Regions from separate parts of the Mus musculus genome. Here region 2 is linked to region 1. A link is a loop called in an ENCODE intact Hi-C map of the cell type or tissue named here. Cell type or tissue: left cerebral cortex. All regions are shown on one strand. Links, peaks and the distances in the headings refer to the core of each region. The heading gives the core; the rest is flanking DNA. Region 1 holds the start of 9430015G10Rik (RIKEN cDNA 9430015G10 gene). Region 2 overlaps Ube2j2 (ubiquitin-conjugating enzyme E2J 2).

What was found. Hi-C counts contacts between places; a loop is a spot of excess contacts. Peaks named below come from ENCODE experiments on the same cell type or tissue, not always from the same donor. Only the 100,000 strongest peaks of a DNase experiment are listed, where the experiment ranks them.
Region 2: a loop joins it to region 1, with 3 times the contacts of the local background. A loop is called at or near these places in 17 of 42 quality-filtered maps.

The regions. Positions count from the first base shown.
Region 1 is chr4:156,106,589-156,111,960 of GRCm38, forward strand. It overlaps 9430015G10Rik (RIKEN cDNA 9430015G10 gene), which reads left to right and starts at 3,410. Exons shown (of 10, transcript NM_177205.1): 1 at 3,410-3,585. In left cerebral cortex, for the core only: CTCF peaks have their summits at 2,467 (motif pointing left) and 3,299; DNase peaks (open chromatin) are centred at 2,712 and 3,299; H3K4me3 peaks cover 1,613 bases; H3K27ac peaks cover 1,060 bases.
Region 2 is chr4:155,956,433-155,961,804 of GRCm38, forward strand. Ube2j2 (ubiquitin-conjugating enzyme E2J 2) reads left to right here. Exons shown (of 8, transcript NM_021402.6): 7 at 1-16; 8 at 649-3,172. The coding sequence ends at 933. Among named protein-coding and RNA genes, the nearest start is that of C1qtnf12, 3.2 kb to the right of the region's middle. In left cerebral cortex, for the core only: a CTCF peak has its summit at 3,014 (motif pointing right); a DNase peak (open chromatin) is centred at 3,021.

The DNA.
Region 1 (5,372 bases), core at 188-5,187:
GTCTGAAGACAGCTACAGTGTACTTACATATAATAAATAAATAAATCTTTAAAAAAAAAAAAAAAAAAAAAAAAGAGAAGGAACGGATTTAAAAACAAAAAAACAAAAAATCAAAAAAAAAAAAAAACCCACACATGTTTAATGAATAAAAGAACCAAACCAAGTGGCTTCGGGATAGCATGTCCAGGGTTAAATGGAAAACTCACAAAGACTCCAAGAGGGCGGCGTGGCCGGGGCAGGTGGTAACTGCTTCGCTGCTGCTGCTCTGGACACTTCCCGGGCTGCCCCAGTGGAGGGGGCCTGGGTCCTCTCCTTCTGCTCTCTGGCCTCCGTGCAGCCAAAGATTTTTTTAAAAAATATTTTTAAAGATTCATTTATTTGTTATATGTAAGTACACTGTAGCTGTCTTCAGACATTCCAGAAGAGGGAGTCAGATCTTTTTAAGGATAGTTGTGAGCCACCATGTGGTTGCTGGGATTTGAACTTCAAACCTTCGGAAGAGCAGTCGAGTGCTCTTACCCACTGAGCCATCTCACCAGCCCCAAAGATTTTTTTTTTTAAGAGATAAAATTTTTAGACACATTAGCATTACCACTATTGTAATCTGTACTGAAATCCACATTGTAGAAAGAAAAACAAAACAAAACAAAACAACAACAACAGATTCATGCCTTCAAGTCACAGCAAAAGCTATAGCTCAGAATTAAAAGCGTGAACACTCTTTCATCTGTTCAGAGAGCTGGATGTATAGATTGGACAAAGATGCTTTCAGCATGGTAAGCTTATTTTTTTCCCTTGGGACAGAGTTTCTCTGTATAATAACCCTGCCTGTCCTGGAACTTGCTTTGTAGACCAGGCTGGTCTCGAACTAAGAGATACTCCTGCCCCTGCTTTCCTGACTGCTGGCCGATAAAGAAGCAATCTTAAGTCTATACTCAGATGACCAAGGAAACTTAAAATCTTGTGCTCTTGACTATAACTGGATTAGACAGCGCTTTGCAAGAGTTAGAGTGGTGAATTCTGTGTATAGGGATTTGAGGTTCAGAAAACCTTAAGGCTACCCTTACCCTCCAAGGCCAAATAAACCTACTGACTACAGTAATATTACAAAATGGGCTGGGGATAGGTCTGCTATCAGCTCCACGGAGATGGCAACCCTGGGCCCAACGCAGGGAAAAGGGGGTGGAAAACCCACAAATCCCCAAGCGGGAAAAAACTACCAATCCCTGAACTTCACACACACACACACACACACACACACACACACACACACACACACACACACACCCCACTAACCCCTGAGCATGAAAGTCTACCAATCTTTGAGATTCCCAAGCTCAGGACTTGAAATCCTCACTCTGGTCATCTCTGCCCTGAGAAGCTCCGCCCTCTCAAAAATTCTTATTTTCACTGCCCTGTGCCCATTTCCCTGATGTTCACTCCTGGGAGCAGAGGGCATCTGTCCCTGGATTTGTCCCTCTTCCTGGATTCTTCCCTTGAATAAATAGCCTTTGTGAGATTCACTGCCTGGAGTTACTCTGTCATTGGAAGAAGCCAAGAAAAGAAGCTAAGAAGTTGAGGGTCCTGAGCTCCTCAGCTCAGTTGGGGATCCCTCCCCTGGGAGCTGCAATGCGAGGAGGCTTCCTCTCAGAGCTGTGTGGTTCTTGGGTTCCTGAGCCCGCAGACACCTTTCCATCCTAGCAGAAGCATTTATAGTGAAAGAAGAGGTGCTAGTGTCCTGCGTATGACTCTTCCCTCATACTCACTGCCTACCAACGCTCCGTGGATGTCAAGTCTCTGATGAACACACACACACAACCCTTTCAAAGTCATCTGTCTTTTCCTAATACTTGCCAGAAATACTAGAGGTCCTGGGGGTAGCCCAGAGGAAGTACAAAAAAAGCAACACAGACAGAAATCCTGTCTGTCCTGATGTCACTAATTTAGGAAGAATCTCGTCCATTTTACCACAGTCCCCCCCCCACACCCCCCCCCCCCCCCCCGTGCTGCTGTAGTCACTGCGGCTGGCCAAGAAAGACCACAGCTTTATTCTTAGATCCACTGGGCCTTAGGGTAGAATTCCAGAGAGGAGTAAATCGCGGTGGTGCAAAGAATGCTGAGTTGTCTGACCAGCTCTACCAGATCAGAGAAACTGAGGTCATGAGGAAGTGAGGAAGGCCTAGCAGAGAGCAGGGTGAAAAAAACAGGACCAAGCCTGACAGATACTCTCTAATCTTTGTTCAAAACAGAGCCCTGGTGCACACAGTTTTGCTCTTTTCCAGGGGCGGTCTAGTGGTTCTACCTCACTTCAGAGAAGATGTAAGCTTTCAAAAAGTACAGTGCCAGGGCTGGTGAGATGGCTCAGTGGGTAAGAGCACTGACTGCTCTTCTGAAAGTCCTGAGTTCAAATCCCAGCAACCACATGGTGACTCACAATCATCCATAATGAGAACTGACGCCCTCTTCTGGGGTGTCTGAGGACAGCTACAGTGTACTTACATATAATAATAAATAAATCTTTAAAAAAAAAAAAAGTACAGTGCCTCCTCCTTGTGTTACTGTGGGGCGTCCATGGAGTTTTAGCTTCTGTGAAGAAGCCTAAGTACCCGAGGCCTCCAAAGTGAGAGGCCGGGGCGATCAGGCAGCCCAGAGACAAGACTCCTCCTAAGCATTCCACTTGGTGACCCCAGAGGCACCATGCTCGGCTTAAGAGTGGGTGTGGCTTCCCATTTGGGAGGAACCAGAGTCCAGCTCCCTAAGCAGACACGCCAAAGATGTATTAGAAAGTCCCGATTTTTACAAAAGAATGAATTTGAACTTTGTCTTCATCTTGAAATGGGGCTAGCCAAATCACGAACTATAGCCAGTTAAATATTTCAAAGGCTACCATAGCCTTGATTGGCAGTTCTGATTCTTTTTTTTTTTTTTTTGAGACAGGGTTTCTCTATATAGCCCTGGCACTCACTTTGTAGACCAGGCTGGCCTCGAACTCAGAAATCCGCCTGTCTCTGCCTTCCAGTGCTGGGATTAAAGGCGTGCGCCCCGACACCCGGCTCCAGCTTTGAATTCTTTTGTGACCCTCTTGGAGCGAGGCGGACGTTACACTCCATAGCCTTGCTTAGAACCAAGGCCGGCCACCTAACAAGGACTACGATGATTGGCCGCCCCTAGAACTATTGGGGAATGTAGTCGTTTCCTTCCCTCCCTAGGCTCAAGTCCTCTTGGACTACATTTCCCAGTCAGCGCTGGGAACGCAAACCCGCTGCCAGGACGGAATCCTGGGTAAACGCACTTGGGCGAAGGGGCCGCTAGGAGTTGTAGTTTTTTTGCCCTCGCCACGGCCTGGGCGGGGGCGGGCCAGAGACTACAAATCCCAGAGACGCTCGCGGGGCGCGCGCAGGGCGGCCGGTACGAAAGGAGCTCGGCTGGCGAGTGGTGAGTGAGGGCCCTGCTCTGGCGGAGGTGGCGGCTGCAGCGACGCCGTAAAGGCCGCGGGTAGCGCAGACTCTGGGACTCTGAGACTAATGCAGGGCCTAGCGGGGCAGCGCCTCCCTCGCTGCCTGCCATCTTGTCAGTGAGGAGGCGGTACGGACGGAGCCGGGAGTGGAGCGTGGTGGATGGAGGGACGGGGAGGTTGCAGGGGACATGGACCGCGAGCTGCACGGAGGTGGAGGACGTGGGAGATGGGTTGGTGTCGTGAAGGGGGCGAGGTCCTCCCGCGGGATGTGCTCTTCTTGAGGACTTTGCCGTGAGAGCCACTATATCAGCGAGTTACACATCCTCCCGCGTTTCGGCGCATTAAATGTAAAGGTGTCGAACTTAGCCCAGTATTTTGTTTTTTTATTGTTTTGGGAAAGGGGTTGGCCATGTAACCCCTGCCGTTGTCTCGTAATCTTGTTGGGTTTTCTTAGTCTCACTGCAGTGTACAAAGAAGGCAAAACTGTTTTTTTTTGTTTGTTTGTTTGTTTGTTTTGTTTTGTTTTTAATTTGTGGGTTTGTGGTGCTGTGTGTGGCCGAGGTGGGGTGGGGGCAGGATTTGAATCTGGGGCTTTCTCACATTTTGCTTCTCCTCTACAATAAATCCCGCAAGAAAGTCATGGGTTGGCTTCACCAGGTTGAGCCAGGTTACAAACATAGTTTGGTAACTACGTTAAGAGCTAGACAATAATTTGAGTCCGTTTTTATTTTTAGAAGCTCGTAGAAGGAACTACAGATCTGAATTATGCAGATAGTTTCTTTCTCCACCCCCCCCCATCCCCCCTTCCTTTTCTTTCTTTTTTTGAGACAGGTTGGCCTGGAACTCATTCTGTAGACTAGGCTGGGATTAAAGGCATGTGGCCCCGTAACTCGGCTAATAGTTTCTTTTCTTGACTTCCATATCCTGGCCTTAATAATCTTCCCCAAAACAAAGCAAGCACATATCTTGATGAGTTTAACTCATCTTAGGTGAGCTCTTTTGTCCACTAGCAGCATCTGTCACAACCTTTCGGAACTGGCTTGCATTTGTTCATGTTAATTTGGATCTATAAGGTAACTCATTAAAAGAACATTGCTACCAGGCAATGGTGGCACACATTCCCAGCACCTCGGAGGCAGAGGCAGGCAAATCTCTTGAGTTCCAGGCTCCAGGATAGTGGGTAAGAACAGGTATTCAACAATGCTACTCCTTGTGTAGCTACCTAATGATGAGAATCTATCTCAAAAGAAAATCAGCTTGAAAGACATCATCTACTACATAGTTTGAGACCAGCCTGAAATACATAAGACTGCACACACATGCACAGTGGTCTGTAATCCCATGCTTGTAACCCTAGCACTTTGGGAGGCAGGGGCAGGAGTTGAAGACCAACCTGGTCTACATAGTGATGCAGTGAGTTCCAGGCAAGGTTGGCCTTCATAATGAGATCCTAATTCAAAAAAATAAAAAGGTGTGGCAAAGATAGCTCAGTTAAAAGTGCCTGCAGAACAAGTATGAGGATGAGTTTGTAGCCACAGTGCCCACATTAATGTGAGGAATGGAGTCAGATGGGTTCTTGAGCTCATTGATTGGTCAGCTGAGCCGCATCAATGAGCTCCCGGTTCAATGAAAGAGCCTGTCTCAAAAAATACAGTGGATGGGGACTGGGTAGATGGCTGAGGGTAAAATGCGTGTGTAAGCATGAGAGCCTGAATTCAGATTCCCAGTCCCTATTGAAAGAGCAGGTGGCGTACCTCCCTCATCCCAGTTTGAGTAGAAGGAAAACAAGCAACTCCTCAGGGCAGGCTGACCATCCAGCAAAGGTGATGAGGTCTGGGTTCAGTGAAAGATCCTATGACCCACCTCTAATTCCAGCACCAGAGAAGCAGAGGCAGGGGAATCGCTGTGAGTTCAA
Region 2 (5,372 bases), core at 283-5,282, 150 kb before region 1:
TCCTGAAGTTGTGGAGGTAAGAAGGCAAAAGTGGGAACTTAGTTTTGTCTTCCTTTATGTTAAAAACACTTTCAGATATAATTGTTTCCAAAGAGAAGCTGTGTTTGTGTGCTTACTGCTGTGTTCCTGTAGGTGTTGTAGTGGGATTGCAGGCCCTCCTTGTTGCTGGAGGATGTAGAAGGCTCAGTACTGGTCATGCTTCCAGATGCACACACTATTGGGTGACAGAGCTAGCTCTTCTCCAGGACCCTATAGTGCGGGAAAGACAGCTTAGGGATGTGGGAGAGACTCTGAGGAACATACACAAGTGTCCACACAGAGGCATGCTTGCTGATCAGTGGCCATCCCTCAAGAGATCTGCCACCAGTAGCCAGGGGGTGCATCAGTTGCCTCCTGCAAGGGCTGGGCATGTACTGTGGGCTGGAAGGTGGTGTAGCTTTTGGTAGCTCGTTACTCGACTCGGGCACAGAGGAATGATGTTGACACCTTGCTTGCTTTCTTTACCTGTAAAATGGGATGCAAAGCTATGCTCATGCAGAGGCATGGGGAACTGTGTTCTGGGTGGTAGATCTGAGCTTGTAAAAACTTGAGTTCTGCTCCCAAATGGACAGGTTAAGACAACTGAGGGTTTTTTTGTTTTTCTCTCAGGAAATTAAACAGAAACAGAAAGCACAAGATGAACTAAGTAACAGGCCCCAGAATCTTCCTTTGCCAGACGTGGTTCCTGATGGGGAGCTGCACCGTGGCCAGCATGGGATCCAGCTCCTCAATGGGCACGCACCCGCTGCTGGCCCCAACCTCGCTGGGCTCCCACAGGCCAACAGGCATCACGGACTCCTGGGCGGCGCGTTGGCGAACTTGTTTGTTATAGTTGGGTTTGCAGCCTTCGCCTACACGGTCAAGTACGTGCTGAGAAGCATAGCACAGGAGTGAGGGTCACAAGCCACAGCCTACAGTTGCTGCCGAGGGACACAGGGCCAGAGCTTGATGCCGGCGTGAAGGACGTGCTGGCACAGGGTGGCCTGCCGGACTCCCGGGCTTCACTTTTTACAAACCTTAAAGAGAAAGCAAAAACCAAAATGTGATCTGGAGGAGACTGGTGGTTCTCAACTCCCTCTTGAGGTTGACTGGACGGAGCCACTCGCGCTCTGGTTTTACTGCTTATCTCCTGTGTTGTCTTTTGACCCTGTTTAGTAAACCTGTTTTGTTGGTTTTGTTTTGTTTTGTTTTTCATTTTATTAGATTTGGTCACTTAAAATATAAAACTTTAATGCCTATCAAATACTCTGTGTGTGTTCTTAGTGGAGGAGCTGAAAGCCTCCTGGTGGGGCTAAGTGGGCCGGCTGGTCTAGGAGAGGACTGATTTGATCTCATTGTAAAATTGCTTCTGAGTGAGAGAAGACTCACACAAAGTGCCGGTTCTGCTTTCTGTTAAGGTAGAAGCAGCAGCTTGCTCTCTGACCACAAAGTGCTGCACTTAGAACCGTGGCTGAGGACTGTGGTGAAGGACTGTGGGTAGCCCAGGTACTGCTGTCAACCTTAGTACCTCTGCTTTCAGCTCCCTTGAGTGATGGAGAAGTAGGAGCCTTGGTAACCCTGGTTCCTTATGTCCAGTTGGCCAGAAGCCGGCCCTCCTATGTTGGCAGACAGTGCACTCCAAGTTCTTTCATATCTTACGGTAGGCTACACCATCCTTTCCGGGTGACCTATGTAAGATGTCGCTCTCTACAGATCATGGAGAGGGAAACTGCCCAGAACACGTCACCAGGCCACCAGTAAGCTGGCAAGCTCCCTTATGGATGTCATCTCTTTGAGATTTTGCTTAATGTACCTGCAGTAGTTGTTTGGGAAGGCTAACATCGTCTGTGTTGGGCATCAATCATCACCAGGGGCTCCTAAAAGCCTTCTAAGCCCACCTCCTTTCAGGGGCCATGGTAAAGCTGAAGTGCTCCCATGTGATGATTACCTGTAATTCAGCTCTGTGGTTTACAACTAGTATGTATATACCATGTAGTCCTCTCCTAAAACGGTCTTTAGTTACCCCTTTGCTCTGAACTCCACGATGTCTGTGTTAATGTCCCTTCCCTGGTAGGCTGTGACCAAGTGCAATGCCTGGCTTGTGAGAAGGGAATGTTGCAGCTGCCAAAAGGTAGATTGACAACCCTTGGTTGGGCCTGTGCAACCTGTGCAGCCTTCGGTGGGTGGAGCCCTACAGACATGTGCTTCCTACTATTGGTAGATGGTAATTTTTCCCTGGTCCCAGAGTGCTCCGTTGCAAATTACCTCAATTCCAAATTGGTGTTTCCTGAAGTTCTTGAAAGACAGAACATTATCGAATTTAGTCCTCTGAAATCTCAGCACCACCCCCAGCCCCCTGGCCCCAGCATGGCCTTTATGGGAGTTTAGGGATTTCAAGACAGGGTTTCTCTGTGTGTCCCCAGCTGTCCTAGAACTCACTCTATAAATCAAGCTGTCCTTCATCTCAGATCCACGTGCCTTTGCCTCCCAAGAGCTAGGATTCAAGGTGTGGGCCTCCATTGCCCAACTGAAAGCTCAACTTTGATTTTAAAAAATTTTTAAGATTTATTTATTTTATTATATGTAAGTACACTAGCTGTCTTCAGACACTTCAGAAGAGGGTGTCAGATGGTTGTGAACCACCATGTGGTTGCTGGGATTTGAACTCAGGACCTCTGGAAGAGCAGTCAGTACTCTTAACCACTGAGCCATCTCACCAGCCCTTTTTTAAAATTTTTAATTGGTTATTTTGTTTATTTACATTTCAATTGTTATCCCCCTTCCCGGTTTTCTCTCCAAAGAACCCCCATCCCATCCTCCTGCCTCCATGAGGGTGCTCCCCCACCCAGTCCTGCCCCACCACCCTACTGCCCTTCACTGGGGCATCAAGCCTTCACAGGACCAAACTCTTAACAGCTCAGAAGGAAAGAAAATTTTAGGAAGTGCTTGTTCTTAGGGTAGAAGTAAAAAGCAGCCTGCTCTCTGGCCACAAGGTGTCGCACTTAGTGTACGACTGAAGAGTGCTGTGCCGGCTTGGCAGGTTAGCCCCAACACTTCTCCCAGCTTTGAGTGCTACAGGACCCTAGAGTGTCCACTGTGTGTTCCGTGCTCTGACCCCCGAATAAAAGGTGGCCTTTTTAACCATTGGCTCAAGCATGCCTGCCTTGTTGACTTGTCTTGGGAGAGGTCACTGACTGGGGCAGTTGGCATCCAGGACTGCCCTCTATTAGCTCTTCCTTAGGAGGTGAAAACCTCTCCTAAAGCTCACATTCTGTTGTTATTCAAAGAAAGGGGTACCTTGGAAGGGAACTTTCCCACTTGGCCACTTCTGTTCTTCCCTGAGAAAAAGAGCTCTCAGATAGTCTTTGGGAGTTTTTTTCCTTAAATTTTTTATTTCAATGCATTTAATAATCAAACATTAATGGGTATTTTGAGAGTCAAATAATACATAAAAAATTTTGTTCAACTTTCATATCCTTTCATCCTAAAAATATCATTAATGAACATTTAATACTATCCATAACTGAGGATCCTATATTTAATATTGAATACTAAATTGTTTCAAAACATACAAAATATTCTTTGGGAATTAAGCATAGTATTAGAGCATAAAATATTAAAATTGAATCATTAAGAGATATATTCAAAAGCCCTTATACCACCTGGCATAGTAAGAGAGTATTAAAAATGCCTTATATATCTGTGTACATTGTCTTAACTATAAGTTTACTTAAAAAAGAATATCAGTGTTTCTAGGAGAGATTATTTTATCAGTAAGTATATTTTTAAAATTTCAAAATAGTGAAAACTCTTCGAAGTTAAACATTAAGAAAATGCTAATTTCAAGCACAGTGAGAAAAATTATCAGTAATATTTCCATTTTGTTTGTAGAACATGATTTTAATATTTTCAACAAACAATTATTTTAAGATATAGTTCATTGTTATGTGTCCCTTTTCATTTCTGATTTTATTAGTTTGGATACTGTCTTTGTGCCCTCTGGTTAGTCTGGCTAAGGGTTTATCTGTCTTGTTGATTTTCTCAAAGAACCAGCTCCTGGTTTTGTTGATTCTTTGTGCAGTTCTTTTTGTTTCTATTTGGTTGATTACAGCCCTGAGTTTGATTGTTTCCTGCCTCTTCTCCACTTGGTGTTTGCTTCTTTTTGTTCTAGAGCTTTCAGGTGTGCTGTCAAGGTGTCAAGCTCTCTCAGGAATTTTTTTTTTTTTTAAACAGGGCCTCATGTAACTCAGGCTGGACTTTAATTCTCTGTCTGCCTCCTAGGTGCTATTATTTTAGGCCGGAGTAGCCTTTGCATCTATAGTGAGCCACCGGTTCCTGTTTTCTCCAGGGCTTGGATGAGAGCCAATAGCAGATGCTCCTAGGGGCCACTTTGGTCAGGGTATTTGTGATCCAGTGTAGGATCCTCTTGGTTATTTTCCAAGTTGTTTGTGGCAGGGAGATATTGAAGCTGGAAAACTGGAAACTTGAGTCCATCCCTAGCCACAACATGAGGTCCCTGCCTACTGTGGTATTTCTGTGACAGGGTAAGTCTAGCCTACCTGCTTATAAACTGCCTGAAAGACAGCTGCGGAATCCCACTTCCAGATAGGCCACCGAGGTATAAGTGGACCAAAGGAACAGGGTGCTGCATCTTTGAAGAGGTCTCTGGGCTGAGGCACTTGCCCTCCCCGAACCTGAGACTTGAACTTGGGGCATAGAGGCTGTCTTTCTTGGCATATATAACACATGGATACACACACGCACGCACGCACGGTACTTCCCTTTACGTTCTGCTCTATCCCTGCTTGATTTGTTAGGCTTCTCTGACTGGGTGTGGCCTGGAGCTGGGACGGCTTGCTTGGTCACCTTTCACTCTTTTTTGGAGTGAGAATTGAGGGCCACTATTGTAGAACATTGCGTTCTGTTTACCAGGACCCATACCTACTGGGACCAACCAGCGTGTGTTAGGGATGCAGCTCCAGTCCCTTCATAGAGCAGTTGGAACCACACCTGGCTGTTTGTAGCCACGGCTTTTACCAGTTGGAGGCTATCTGGCTACTGGGAATCCTGGACCAGTCTCAAGGGCCACTACCTCGTAATCACTGAGCTCAAGGTACTCATTGGCTTGGCTTGTCCTTAGCTAGCCCAACTTTGATCTTGAAGGGCCTTTCTCTGGGGACCTGACACTGTCACTCACGAGGACTGGGGGGGTGTGGGGGGGGAATTGTATTGGTCAGAGATGTACAGGGACCAGTTCCCCCTTGAAGTGTAGCCTGGGCCTGTGCTAACCTCTTAGAAGACAGGCCTAGGGGGCTGACAGTGGAGTTACAGACTATAGAAGTTGGCCCTATGTC